Regions from separate parts of the Homo sapiens genome. Here regions 1 and 2 are each linked to region 3. The links are chromatin contacts, found by Hi-C or POLR2A ChIA-PET in ENCODE. All regions are on one chromosome and are shown on one strand. The core of a region is the stretch at or near the end of the contact, and the rest is flanking DNA. Distances in the headings are between cores, read along the strand shown.

Region 1 (4,602 bases), core at 1,877-4,376, 240 kb after region 3:
TGGGAAGAATTTTTACTAAAGCCCTATAAAAGTGGTCAAATAAAAAAAATTAAATGAAAATCAAATCCACAAAGATTAGAAACCAGTCTTAGCCAATTTTGGTGAGTTGAGCACTCTCATATACATTTGATGGGAATGTAAATTGGCATGAACTTTCTGGAAAGCATTTTATAATAGCATATGCATTAATAGGTTTAAAAATATTCATACCTGGTGGCCCAGAAGTTGAATTTTAGGAATTTATTCTAAGGAAATAACCAGGGGTGAGGTTAAGTATTTATACAAAGGAATGCTTGTTCCAGGTTATTTATAATAGCAAAAATAAAAGAGTATATTCTAGATTATTTCCCCCATGTTGAAATAATTTTTAAAAGTATAGTGTATTCAGAGGACAGAATATTATACAGGCAGTAAAAATGTAATTTTAAGTGTCCTATTTGGAAGAAATAAAAACATATAAATAAAGAAGCCTGGAGACATCCTACATCTGATAACATGGCAGACTAAATAGTTGGGCTGATTCGTCTGCCAAAAACAACAGAAATGATAAAATAAATAATAAAATCTAAAGATATCAGGTAACAAAATAGTAATGAATTATAAGATAACATCAAAGTAAAGAATAATACCTAGAGAAATCATCTTGCAGAGATTTGATTTTTTAAAACTATGCCTAAAGTTTACTCAAGGAAGAGCATCTGATAAGAGAGCTTTCCCCCCATAAACCAAGGACTGCAAAAGTGTGGATTATCAGAAGAGATCCGGTACATTCAGGGTGGTATGGCCATAGACAAGGGCTGGGTTATCAATGTAAGGGTGAGAGATAAGTCTCCTCTCCCGTACCCCTACCACCAGGAGCCAGCAAGGCAATTTGTCTTAGTGCCACGCTGGACAACCACAAAACCACAAAGATTTGTGGTTGAGAAGTTGCAACCACAAATCACCCCTCAATATTTGCAGCCCAAATTCATATTACTATTATAGCATGGTTCAAAAATCCTCAAATTATAAATTTGGTTTACAATGACCTTGGACTGGTGATGCTGACAAGAAAAAAATTTACATGGAAGAAAAACAATATCAACCCTCTCTAGATAAATTCACTTTATCCTGGAACTCAAAGAAATTTCACAAAAATGTTTCCAAGGAAAATGAGCAGCCTGTCACACAAGGAAACAAGGTACTGTGGTATGTTCGAGGAAGGTATGTTTGAGGAATGCCCCCAATTAATGTCCTGGGGACATTATTTAATGCTCTAGGGACATTATATAATGTCCCCAGAACTCATAAATCAATAAGAAAGAGATAAACAGCTTAATAGAAACACAAAGAAAAGTCCGTTCACAGAAAAGGGAAGGCAAGAAGTTAATGAAAGTAGGAATAATGACTGACCTCACTTATAATGAAGAACATGCAAATTAAAAAATGAGGTAACATTTACTTCACCTGTCAATTGGCAAAAATTAAAGCTGGATAATGGCAGAGATGATGAGATATGGGAAATGGATGCTGTTAGGTACTGCTGGTGGAAGTGGCACCATCAAAAACAGTGGAAATAGCAGATCACAGAAAGATATCTGAGGGGACTTCAGATCTCAGAATTATCAGGCTCAACTATATTTACTATGTACAAAGAAAAGCTTAAACATATCGGTAAATTCTTTTAAAAGATCGATCTAGAATATTTGGAAAAAATCAAATAGAAATTCTAGAAATGGAAAAAATATATTAATTAAAACAAAAATATGGGTGGCCAAGTGGGGAGGATTGCTCGAGCCCAGGAGTTTAAGACTAGCCTGGGCAACATAGTGAGACCCTGTCCTTACAAAACATTTTTTAAAGATTAGCTGGGTGTGGTGGCTCATGCCTGTAGTCCCAGCTATTTGGGAAGCTGAGGTGGATTGCTTGAACCCAGGAGTTGGAAGCTGTAGTGAGCTATGATAGCACCGCTGTACTCCAGCCTAGGTGACACAGCAAGACCTCGTCTCTTAAAAAACAAAACAAAACAAAACAAAAAAACAACAACTGTGGATTTTGTAGCACATTAGAAACAGCTGAAAAGTGGATTATTAATAAAAAGGTGAAGACATAAACCCAAGTCAAATATGGGCAGACAAGAAAAATATGAAAGTGGGACAGAGACATGGAGGATAAAGTGAGATGGTCTAACACCTATGTTATATTCTAGGAGTTCATTTACTCTATAAGTGTATATTTTTAGCAAATATTGTACCAGACACTTTGCAAAGTGCTGGAGAAGAGTAAGACAAGAGGGTTTCCTGTTTCCTGAGTGGATTCTGGAGTAACACTGGGCCACCCAGTTGAGACAGACTGCCTTCAGGCTGGACGCGGTGGCTTGCGCCTGCAGTCCTAGCACTTTGGGAGGCCAAGGGGGGAAGATCGCTTGAGTCCAGAAGTTGGAGACCAGATTGGGCAACATAGAGAGATCCCCCTCTCTGCAAAAAATTGAAAAAAAGTCCCAGCTACCCAGGAGACTGAGGTGGGAGGATTGCTTGAACTCAGGGCTTCGAGGTTGCAGTGAGCTATGATCTCACCACTGCACTCCATCCTGGGAGACAGAACAAGACTTCTCTCTCTCTTTCTCAAAAAACACAAACAAACAAACAAACAAAAACCCCCCACAAAAAACAGCTCCGATGCTGGCTCCTCCAGGAAGCCTTCCCTGACTACACATACACACACGCACGCACACTACCCGGGGTCAGGAGCCTCTTAAGTGAGCCGGTTAGATCCAGTGCGCCCCCTATCTCCTCTGCCCCTACGCCTCGCGCAAGGCCCTCGCAGCCGGAATAGTCGCGCATTGACCGACTGGACTCTAAAGCCCCTTGGGGCAGGTGCTGTGTCCAGTAGTGTATCTGGCGATGCACCGAGTCCTTTCCACGGAGGGCAAGCAGGTGAAATGGCACGGAAGTGGAAGGGGCCTAGCCACAGAGCGCCTCGAGCTGGGCAGTCAATCCTGGGGAAGCCCTGGTGGTCTTCGCCTCGCCGGGTTCGGAACAGCAGGCTGGGATCAGCAACCATCGAGACGCATCCGCCGAGACCTCCGAGCATCCTAGAGAGGACACGGAAGCGAGTCTTTCCTTACGCACCTGTCTAACAGCGTCCGCAGCTCACTTCCGGACCGCGGATAGCACTGGCGACCCTAGCGGGTGAGAGGCCCTTCAGGGCCGCGGCGGGTGAGAGCCTCTTCAGGGCCGCAGCGGGTGGCGGGCGAAGTGGTAAACGGGCGCGGGGACGGGTTTTGGTGCCGCTACGGGGCTCGGCGGCAGCGGGGTTGCAGTAGAGCCCGTCTCCCTCCGCTCAGCCCCGGCTGAGGGCGGCAAGTCTCTCAGGAGCTGCCTTCAGCGGCCCCGAGGCCCTGCGGGTCTGGACGCTGAGGGGCCGCCGCGCTGTAGGCTCAGGTAGGAGCGAGGCTGATCCCGCTCTGCCAGGCTTGGCTTAGTGCAGGGCTGGCCACGAACCCGAAGAGATCTTGAACCAAAGCAGAACTCTGTGCAAAGTGAAAGTAATCACATAGGACACTTATTTAAAGAATAGTGATGAGCCAGCCTGGTCAACATAGCGAGACCCTGTCTCTACAAAAATTGAAAAGTAGCCGGGCGTGGTGGCACGCGCCTGAGGTCCCAGCTACTCGGGAGGCTGAGGCAGGAGGATCGCCTGAGCCCAGGAGTTCAAGGTTGCACTGACTTACATTCATGCCGCTGCACTCCAGCCTGGGCAACATGGGGAGACCCTGTCTCTACAAAAATAAATAATTAGCTGGTCATGGTGGCACTCGCCAGTAGTCCCAGCTACTCGGGAGGCTGAGGTGGGAGGATCGCTTGATCCTAGGAGGCAAAGGCTGCAGTGATCGCACCACTGGTCTCCAGCTGGGGTGATAAAACCCTGAGATCCTGTCTCAGAAACAAAACAAAAGAGTCACAATGGGTGGGGGGAGATAAAGAATAGCAATGGGGCAATTTCTATTTGTCAAATGGCAGAGATAAAAGATGAATGAGGATCTTTCTTGCCTCCAGGGAATCTGTTAGAGGGAGACACATGGGTAAACATTTGCACTGTAGTGCATTAAATGCACTAGTGGAGTGAACCAATGCAATAGCTAGAAAGGAATGAAAGAGAAATCTCAATGTTGCAGAGTCAATGAATAGACTGAAAATATAAACTTGGTTTAAGTGGGGGTAGATAAATACACAAACTCACAATAGAATATTTAGCAGAAGCTTTGGGGTGTGCCTCCTGCCAGCTGCCCATTCTCTGCTCCAGTCAGGTGATCTTTCCGTTTTCTGACAAGCAGGATCTCCTTCCCCTGGTGCTTTGGACTTCCAAGTCTGTCTTCCCAGTCTAGGTCTTCCGCATAATCCACTTGGAGGTAAATAGGACTCATTCTCCAGTCTACTTCAAGCCTCTTCTTTTCCTTGAGTACTTGGACTTAGATTAGTTTTCTCTCTTTTTGACTTCACATTTTTTTTTCAATCTGTACCATGTATTTTGGGAGGCAGTTATCATCTAGTCTCTTTTTTTTCTTCTGAGAAGTAGGAGGAGTAGCACTCATCCTACAGAAGTGTTTTAAGTATTAGATGA
Region 2 (4,725 bases), core at 275-2,774, 170 kb before region 3:
CCAGAGTATCTGAGACTACAGGCACACACCACCACACCTGGCCGATTTTTTGTTTTTGTAGAGTTGGAGGTCTTGGTATGTTACCCAGGCTGGTCTAGAACTCCTATCTTCAAGCGATCCTCCCACCTTGGCCTCCCCCAAAGTACTGGGAACACAGGCATGAGCTACCATGCCCAGCTAAGCAGCCCTGTTTTATGGATGAAGAAACTGGGGTTCTGAAATTAAATAATTGCAAGATTCCACGGAAACTTTGATTTGATTCCACAGTTGTCTGGCTCCTAAGTCCACATGCTTTTGTCTTCTCCACCTTTAATATTTTATGATGAAAATAGCAAACATACAGAAAAGTTGGAAGGATAATTCAGGGAAACACCTAGTCATCTATCTAAAGAATCTTTTGCTATATTTGCCTTTTCAACCCATCTCTCCACCACCTCCCTGCCCCCCGCTATTTTTTTTTTGAGATGGAGTTTCTCTCTTGTCGCCCAGGCTGGAGTGCAGTGGCCTGATCTCAGCTCACTGCAACCTCTGCCTCCCAGGTTCAAGCAATTCTCCTGCCTCAGCCTCCCAAGTAGCTGGGATTACAAGTACAAGCCACCACACCCAGGTCATTTTTGTATTTTTAGTAGAGACGGGGTTACACCATGTTGGCCAGGATCGTCTTAACCTCCTGACCTTGTGATCTGCCCGTCTCAGCCTCTCAAAGTGTTGGGATTACAGGCATGAGCCACCGCGCCTGGTCTCTTCACCCCGCTTTTTATGCAGATTGCACTGGTCCCCAATAGAAGCAGGTGGGTGCTTCATACTCACAGACACATCTTTGCCTCGGTACTTAAATTTTCTCCGCCTCTCTTCTGGAGCATCTAAGGTCGGCATATTGACTGGAAGTAGTAAGTTACCTGCAGGTTGGACAGCAACAAAGAAATTTTCAGTGCCCATTGTGTGGGTTATTATGTCAGTATCATAAGGCTCTAACCCTTAAAGGGCTCACAGTGGAGCAAAGGGCAGACCCAGGAAGCTAGCTTTTTTTTTTTTTTTTTTTTTTTTTTTTTTTTTTTTTTTTGAGACAGAGTCTCGCTCTGTTGCCCAGACTTGAGTGCAGTGGGGGGATATCAGTTCACTGCAACCTCCGCCTCCCGGGTTCAAGTGGTTCTCCTGCCTCAGCCTCCCAGGTAGCTGGGACTATAGGCGCCTGCCACCACGCCCGGCTAATTTTTGTCTTTTTAGTAGAGACGGGGTTTCACCACGTTGGCCAGGCTGGTCTTGAACTCCTGACCTTGTGATCCGCCCACCTCGGCCTCCCAAAGTGCTGGGATTACAGGCATGAGCCACCGCTCCCAGCCAGCATTTTTTATTTTTTGGGACCAGAGAAGCTGAGTGAGAGTTAGAACCCATATACACAGCACAGACTCCCCGTCCCCAACCCTTGGGCTCAACCTGGCAGCAAGAACAACAGTCTGGACTTCTCAGCTCCATGTCCTATTTCTGCAAGACCTGCTTGTTGGCATCAGAGTCTCACTCTGTCACCCGGGCTGGAGTGCATTGGCACAATCACGGCTCACTGCAACCTTGACCTCCTGGACTCAAGTGATTCACCCACCTCAGCCTCTTGAGTAGCTGGGACTACAGGCATGAGCCACCACACATGACTCACTTTTTATTTATTTTATTTATTTATTTTTTGAGACAGAGTCTCACTCTGTCACCCAGGCTGGAGTGCGGTGGCGCAATCTTGGCTCACTGCAAGCTCCGCCTCCCGGGTTCACGCCATTCTCCTACCTCAGCCTCCCGAGTAGCTGGGACTACAGGCACCTGCCACCACGCTCAGCAAATTTTTTTGTATTTTTAGTAGAGACGGGGTTTCACCGTGTTAGCCAGGATGGTCTCTATCTCCTGACCTCGTGATCCACCCACCTCGGCCTCCCAAAGTGCTGGGATTACAGGCGTGAGCCACCGTGCCCGGCCACACCTGGCTTATTTTTGGTTTTGTTTGTTTTTGTAGAGTCGGCTTTTCACCACGTTGGCCAGGCTGGTCTTGAACTCCTGACCTTGTGATCCACCCACCTCAGCCTCCCAAAGTGCTGGGATTACAGGCATGAACCTGAAGTCAGCTTCTATAAGCATCACCACACCAGCTCAGTAGGCTGTGAACACTGTGGGAGCACCAAGACCACCAATGCTGGGCATAGCAGTAAAGGAAAGCTTTTAAAAGTGCTTTGGCTTCAACTGGGTCCTCAAATGAGGCAGATGGGCTGGTTGTCATATATAGAAGCCTTTCATGCCAGGTGCAGTGGCTCACACCTATAATCCCAGCACTTTGGAAGGCTGAGGCAGATGGATCACTTGAGGCCAGGAGTTCGAGATCAGCCTGGGCAACATGGGGAAACCCCATCTCTACTAGAAATACAAAAATTAGTCAGGCATGGTGGCGGACACCTATAATTCCAGCTATTTGGGAGGCTGAAGCAGGAGGATCACTTGAATCCGGGAGGCGGAGGTTGCAGTGAGCTGAGATTGCGCCACTGTACTCGAGCCTGGGCAACAGAGTAAGATTCCGTCTCAAAAAGAAAAAGAAAAGAAGGCTTTCACACGGTGTGTCTGAGGAGTTATAAATCAGGCATATGTACAGGGTGGTGAGGAGACCCGCCAAGGCTGCAACAGGAAAACCCCACACCCAATGCACCAGCACATGGGGTCAGGACAGTCTCAAGCACAAGTCACTGAGAATCCTTCAGTAGACTGCCTCCACCCCAGTCCAGACCACTATCACCTCTTACCCACACTACTGCAGTTGCCTTCCAGCTGGTCTCCCTGCTTCTCCCATTGCCTTATTCCAATCTGTTCTTTGCACAGAGTACATGTGATTGTGGATCACCTGAGGTCAGGAGTTCGAGACCAGCCAGACCAACATGGCGAAACCCTGTCTCTACTAAAAGTACAAAATTAGCCAGGCGTAGTGGCAGGCACCTGTAGTCCCAGCTACTCAGGAGGCTGAGACAGGAGAATCGCTTGAACCCAGGGGGCGGAGGTTGCCGTGAGCCAAGATCGCACCACTACACTCCAGCCTGGGCAACAGAGCGAGACTCCAACTCAAAAAAAAAAAAAAAAAAAAAAAAAAAAGAAAAAAATCTGATTAGTCAGGCACAGTGGCTCATGCCTGTAATCTCAACAACTTGAGAGGTTAAGGTGGAGACTTGCTTAAGGCCAGGTGTTCAAGACCAGCTTGGGCAACAAAGCAAGACCCCCGTCTCTACAAAAAATATAAAAATAAGCTGGGCATGGTGGCACATACCTGTAGTCCCAGCTACTTGAGGCTGAGGTGGGAGGATTTCTGGAGCCCAGGAAGTCAAGGCTGCAGTGAGCCACGATTGCACCACTGCACTCCAGCCTGGACAGCAGAGCCAGACCCTGTCTCCAAAACAAACAAACAAAAAAAAGAAAAAATCAAGGAGAATCTGATCTAACTCTCCTGCTTAAAAAAACTCTCCTGGCTACCCAATGAGTTTAGAAGAAAATTCACTTTCTGCACTGGCCCCAGCCCACTTCACCTCCAACAACTCTTTCCTTGATCATTGTGTTCTAGACCCCTGGGCTTCATTATCAAGTGTTCCAGGTTCATTGTACTCGGGCCTTTGAAGTAGCTGCTCTGCCCAGGATCTCTGCACACTTGGCTCCTCTTCATTCAGTCTCTGCTTAAACATCTCTGAAAGCCCTTTTAACTGTCTTCCCAGTCTTATTTTCTTCTCAGCTTTAACCACTGCCTGATATTTTCTTGTTTGTCCAACTTCCTCTCCTCCTACTCCCCATGGTAACAGTACTGTGTCTTAGGCAGGGATTTCTTACCTCTTTCACAACACATGACAAAGTAGGTACTCAAATATTTGTCAAGGGAGGGTACTGTGTGATACGAGACAGGGAGTTGGCCCTCAGTTAGAGGTGGTTATTCAAATCAGGCCAAGTTTGAACTTTTTTTAAATTGGAGGGAGTTTGCTTTTGTGTTTTTGTTTTGCTTTTGAGACAGTCTTGCTCCGTTGCCCAGGCTGGAGTGCAATAAATAGTGTAATCATGGCTTACTGCAGCCTCAACCTCTTGAGCTCAAGTGATCCTCCTGCCTCAGCCTCCTGAGCAGCTAGGACTACAGGCACAAGTCACCAAGGCTGGCTAATTTGTATTTTTTGTAGAGATGGGATCTCACTATGTTGCCCAGGCTGGTTTCAAACCCCTGGGCTAAAGCAATCCTCCCCCTCAGCCTCCCAAAGCATTGGGATTAGAGGCATGAGCCACTGCACCTGGCCCCAACTTTGAATGTTCACAAGGCAGCAGGGAATATTTCTTACAGGTATGTAATATTCATCTGTTTCTGACCATACGAGATGGTCCAGACTACATTATAGAAAAGAGAAAATTGGATAAAGAAAGTCAACTGACTCTTGTCTTCAGTGAATAGCAGCCAAGAATAGTTTTGGTAGAAAAGACTAATTCAGACATATCAATTTGAAAGGGGCAGTGCAGACAACTTGGAGATTTGCATCAGAGAATTTAGAGCTGGCTGGGCACAGTGGCTCATGCCTATAATCCCATCACTTTGGGAGGCCAAGACGGGTGGATCACCTGAGGTCAGGAGTTCGAGACCAACCTGGCCAACATGGCAAAACCCTGTCTCTACTAAAAATACAAAGATTAGCCAGGTGTGGTGGCACATGTGCCTGTAATCCCAACTACTTG
Region 3 (4,782 bases), core at 2,258-4,757:
TGTGCCACCACACCCAGCTAATTTTTGTATTTTTAGTAGAGAGAGGGTTTCACTATGTTGGCCTGACCTCGAACTCCTGACCTCGTGATCCGCCCGCCTCGGCCTCCCAAAGTGCTGGGATTACAGGCGTGAGCCACTGCACCCAGGCTTTTTTTTTTTTTATTAGAAATGGGTTTTCACCATGTTAGTCAGGCTGGTCTCACCCTCCTGACCTTTTGTGATCAGCCTGCCTCCGCTTCCCATAGTGCTGGGATTACAGGCGTGAGCCACCATACCCGGCCTGGACTCAGTTTTCTACCACTGGATCATTCATTAACACATCTGTTAAGATGTGTGTTGAGTGACTCAGGCACCGGGCTCTGTCATGGGCCCAGGGGAGAGAAGAGGGAACAGTACAGCCATGGCTGCGGCTCGCATAGGCTTTTAGAGCCTTTACATCAACTCAGGTGACCTTAGTTTACATTTTCGCAGATAGGAAAAAGGAGTCTTGAGGTATGCATATTTGTTAGGATGCTTTGATGATTCGCAGCAGAAAAACTCAAAGCAGCCTAAAAATAAAGTGGAGGCTGCACACCGTGGCTCACGTCTGTAACCCCAGCACTTTGGGAGGCTGAGGCAGGAGGATTTCTTGAGGCAAGGAGTTCGAGACCAGCCTGGGTCACACAGGGAGAGCCCTGTCCATACAAAAATTTTAAAAATTAGCTGGGTGTAGTGGCGCATGCCTGTGGTCCCTCCCAGCTACGAGAGAGGCTGAGGTGGGAGAATCACTTGAGGCCAGGAGTTTGATACCAACCTGCACAACATAGCAAAAACACTATCCTTATAAAAATTTTTTTTTTTTTTTGAGAAGGAGTCTCGCTCTTTCATCCAGGCTGGAGTGCAGTGGCGTGATCTTGACTCACTGCAATCTCCGCCTCCTGGGTTCAAGTGATTTTCCTGCCTTAGCCTCTGGAGTAGCTGAGATTACAGGCGCGCGCCACCACGCCCGGCTAAGTTTTGTATTTTTAGTAGAGACAGGGTTTCACCATGTTGGTCAGGCTGGTCTCGAACTCCTGACCTCAAACGATCCGCCTGCCTTGGCTTCCCAAAGTGTTAGGATTACAGGCATGAGCCACCGCACCCAGCCTATAAAAATTTTAAAAATTAGCCAGGTGTGATGGTGCACACCTGTAGTCCCAAGTGCTCGAGAAGCTAAGGCGGGAGGATCACTTGAGCCCAGGAGCTGGAGGCTTCAGTGAGCTGTGATTGCGTCACTACATTCCAGCCTGGGTAAAAGAGGGAGACCCTGTCTCTAAAACATATTAATTAATTAAGCGGATAACTTGGCTCACATATCTGAATCTTTGGAGGCAGGTTGGGCTCAGACCTTCCAGTCAGAGGTGACCAGAGCTCCGGTTACTTCTCTGACCTTCTCTCGGCTCTGCACTCTCCCTGCAGCTTCCCTTGTTGCTGTTCCACTTCCGCGTTCCACTTACGAGTCCAGATTCCTGCAGCTCGCTCAGAAGGGGCTTTGTGCGCTGGATCATCAGCTGAAGTCCTGGGCTTTGCTTTGATTGGGTCATCTTAGGTCACAAGTGCAGCAGGACAGGGAACACCGTGAGCTGATTTAGACCACTCAGGGCCACTTGGGGTCATTCCCTGGGCATCTACAAAGCGGCAGAAGAGTAGGATGGAAGCCAGGGAAGCAGCAACAGGGTCACCTCAGTTACCCTACACTTGTCCCTGTGGGAAGAGGGCTGCCGGTACAGACCCCTTGAAGCTTTGTATCTGCTTGAACTAAAACCACCGCCTGTGTTTGCTGAGGTTGCCGACATCTGTCTGAGAAAATACGCAGGAGCAGCAAGGTTGGGGGGGCTCAGAAAAGTTCGAGCACTTCCTGTGTGCACACTGTATGACCCGATTCACACACCTGGACACATTTAATCCTCCCAACTACCCTAGGGGGTCGAATTCAGTGGAAAAGAGAGCGGCGGCTAAGGGCACCTCCAATGGGGAGGGTGTCGGGGCAAAGCGACCTGAGACCCCCAGCCACATACTGCAGGACAAACCAATGTCGGCAGGTGAGGACAGGGTGGGAATAGTGTTCCAGGCAGAAGGAACAGCGAGTGTCAAAGCCTCTAAGCCTGACAGGGTGGGAGTCTGGCCTCGGATCTCCAGAGATCCAGGAAGACCCTGCACAAATACTAGAGAGAGGGGTCTGAAGGAGAGAAGAGGAGGGAAGGTTTTTGTTGTTGTTTGAGAGGAAGTCTCGCTCTGTTGCCAGGCTGGCGTGCAGGGGCCCCATCTTGGCTCACTGCAGCCTCTGCCCCCGGGGTTCAAGCAATTCTCGTGCCTCAGCCTCCCGAGTAGCTGGGATTACAGCAGCGCTCCATCACGCCATGGGGCTCCTTGCAGCTAATTTTTTTTTTTTTTGAAACAGAGTCTCACTCTGTCGCCCAGGCTGGAGTGTAATGGCGCGATCTCGGCTCACTGCAACCTCTGCCTCCTAGATTCAAGCGATTCTTCTACCTCAGCCTCCCGAGTAGCTGGGATTACAGGCATGCGCCACCACGCCTGGCTAATTTTTGTATTGTTTAGTAGAGACGAGGTTTCACCGTGATAGCCAGGATGGTCTCGATCTGAGCTCGTGATCCTCCCGCCTCGGCCTCCCAAAGTGCTGAGATTACAGGCGTGAGCCACCGCGACCGGCCGAGGTAAGGTTTTCACTGGGGTCTCTTCCATCTGCCTGGCCGCCAGGCCACGTATCCACTGAAGAGGCAGAGGGTCAGGATGGGAAGACTCCGGGGACCACCTAGCCCAAGACCCGCAATCAGGCGGCTCTGCAAGGCTAACCGGGTAACTTAAAGAAGTGAAGCCGATTGACGTAAAACAGAAAGGAAAGAAGTTAACTGGCCGGCCAGCGTCAGCAGGGGCGGCCAGTGTCACCCTGCCCGGGGACAGCACCCCTGTTTCGTGGCGAGGACACGGAGGGCCAAGGGGGCGGGGCCGGGCTGCCCTGGCCACGCCCGGACCGCCTGCTCCCCGCCCAGGGCCTGCACAGTTGGCGCCCACCGGCATCAGCGTGAAGGGAGCTCCTCGCTGGCTGCCGACGGGGCTGCAGGGCTCGCTAGCCGCTCACCTGCGTGTGAGCGCGGAGCCCGCAGTACCCGCCGTCCGGGCTCAGAGGACGTGACTCCCCGACCCTGCGCCCGGCAGTCCCCGGGGGCCGTGCGCCCGGCCCAGGCTCGGAGGTCCAGCCCAGCGGCGGCTCAGGCTGCGCGCCTGGCTCCCAGCCTCAGTTTCCCCATTGGTAAAGCATTGACGGTGGTTGCGGACGGCTTCTGCGGACAGAGCCTTGGGCTCCGACGTCTGCGCGGGTACCGGCAGCACCCCCACCCCGAAGGGAGGGCGGGACCTGGATCTCGCGACCGCTGCCCCAGGTCCCCGCCCCCGGGCCCTACCGGGCTGAGGTCGGCAGGCCCCGCCCCCCGCCCACGAGGAAGTGGCTGCTGCTCCGGCGCGGAGCCCAGAGCCGGTTCGGCGCGTCGACTGCCCAGAGTCCGCGGCCGGGGCGCGGGAGGTGAGGGCCGTGGGGGCGCCCGGAGGTGGGGGTCAGGGGAGCCACCTGGAGGTGGGGGGGCGCGTAGATGTGGGGCGCCGCCTGGGAGTGAGCGGGACTGGAGGGATGAGAGGGGGTGCAAGGAGGGGACCGGGGGGCGCCTGGAAGTGAGGACGCATAGATGTGGGGCGCCGCCCAATAGGGGCACGGGGATGAGTGGGGGCACATGGAGAGGAGGGGGCGCGGGGACGAGGGGCTCACGGAAAGGAGAGGGAGCCCTGGGATTGGAGGGGGCGCGGGGGTGGCCGCAGGGCCAGACTGTGGAAACGCGGGCTCCCAGCGCACCGGGCGCCCTCGGGGCGTCCCCAGCCCCCGGCCCCAAGCTTCCGCCTCGTGCCTTCCGCCCCTGCTCCCCGGCCCCCATCCCCAGCCTTGCCCCGCGGTCGGTCGGTGTAGCCCCGTTACTTCGGGCCGGCGGGGCCCCACACCCAGTCACTTCCCCTCCATCCCCGGAGCCTTCCGGGTTGCAGCCGCCGGGAAATGAGCTGGCGTCTCCTGCCGCCCCGCCCCTGCCCTCCTGGCCGCTCCCGCTGCTCCCACCCGCCTCCCCCGGGCCAGGTCCGAGGGGTCCCGTACGGGGCGGGCCTGGCTGGCGGGGTCCCGGAACGCACCCCCTCAGCTGCAGGGCTCCGCGGCCAGGGCAGATCCGAGCAGCCCCTCCCTTTCCGGAGGCGCTGGGAGAGCAGCCAGGCCGCCTAGGGCGGGGCGGGGCCGGGCTGCACCCGCGGGCAGTGAAGGGATCAGGAGTGCAAGCCTGGGGAGTCAGACCTCCCCCTGCCTCCTCTGCCAATGCAGCCCGGAGGCTACCACCACCCATCCCGGCCGGGCGCGGTGGCTCACACATAGAATCCTAGCATTTTGAGAGGCCCAGGCGGGAGGATCGCTTGAGGCCAGGAGTTGGAGGCCAGCATGGACAGCATTGCGAGACCCTTTCTCTATTAAAATAAATAAATAAAATGTAGCCAGGCGCTGTGGCTCATGCCTGTAATCCCAACACTTTGGGAGTCGAGGTGGACGGATCACTTGAGGTCAGGAGTTCGAGACTAGCCTGACCGACATGGTGAAACCCTGTCTCTACTAAAAATACAAAAATTACCCAGGCATGGTGGCACGCACCTGTAATCCCAGCTACTCAGGAGGCTGAGGCAGGAGAATTGCTTGAACCCGGGAGGCAGAGGTTGCAG

Evidence for each region. Hi-C counts contacts between places; a loop is a spot of excess contacts on that map. ChIA-PET counts read pairs that join two places held with the same protein, here RNA polymerase II (POLR2A). Pooled maps may share reads with other maps.
Region 1: a pooled map shows a loop between it and region 3 (7-fold over the local background). The contact joins the promoter of ZSCAN25 here to the promoter of ARPC1B in region 3. A Hi-C loop is called at or near these places in 1 of 37 single-sample maps with no recorded cell type and 7 of 50 pooled maps. POLR2A ChIA-PET finds 5 or more read pairs at or near these places in 4 of 52 experiments (PC-9, T-cell, activated B cell and 1 more).
Region 2: a loop to region 3 is called in a map of PC-3, with 8 times the contacts of the local background. The contact joins the promoter of KPNA7 here to the promoter of ARPC1B in region 3. A Hi-C loop is called at or near these places in 1 of 168 maps with a recorded cell type or tissue (PC-3). POLR2A ChIA-PET finds 5 or more read pairs at or near these places in 4 of 52 experiments (Caco-2, H1, Panc1 and 1 more).

Annotation. Positions count from the first base shown.
Region 1 is chr7:99,613,820-99,618,421 of GRCh38, forward strand. It overlaps ZSCAN25 (zinc finger and SCAN domain containing 25), which reads left to right and starts at 3,127. Exons shown (of 8, transcript NM_145115.3): 1 at 3,127-3,197. RefSeq lists enhancers at 2,273-3,252, 2,843-3,162.
Region 2 is chr7:99,206,591-99,211,315 of GRCh38, forward strand. KPNA7 (karyopherin subunit alpha 7) reads right to left here and starts at 1,525. Exons shown (of 11, transcript NM_001145715.3): 1 at 1,438-1,525; 2 at 811-899. The coding sequence starts at 876.
Region 3 is chr7:99,371,223-99,376,004 of GRCh38, forward strand. It overlaps ARPC1B (actin related protein 2/3 complex subunit 1B), which reads left to right and starts at 3,508. Exons shown (of 10, transcript NM_005720.4): 1 at 3,508-3,559. RefSeq lists an enhancer at 2,088-2,588 and silencers at 2,889-3,768, 3,779-4,418.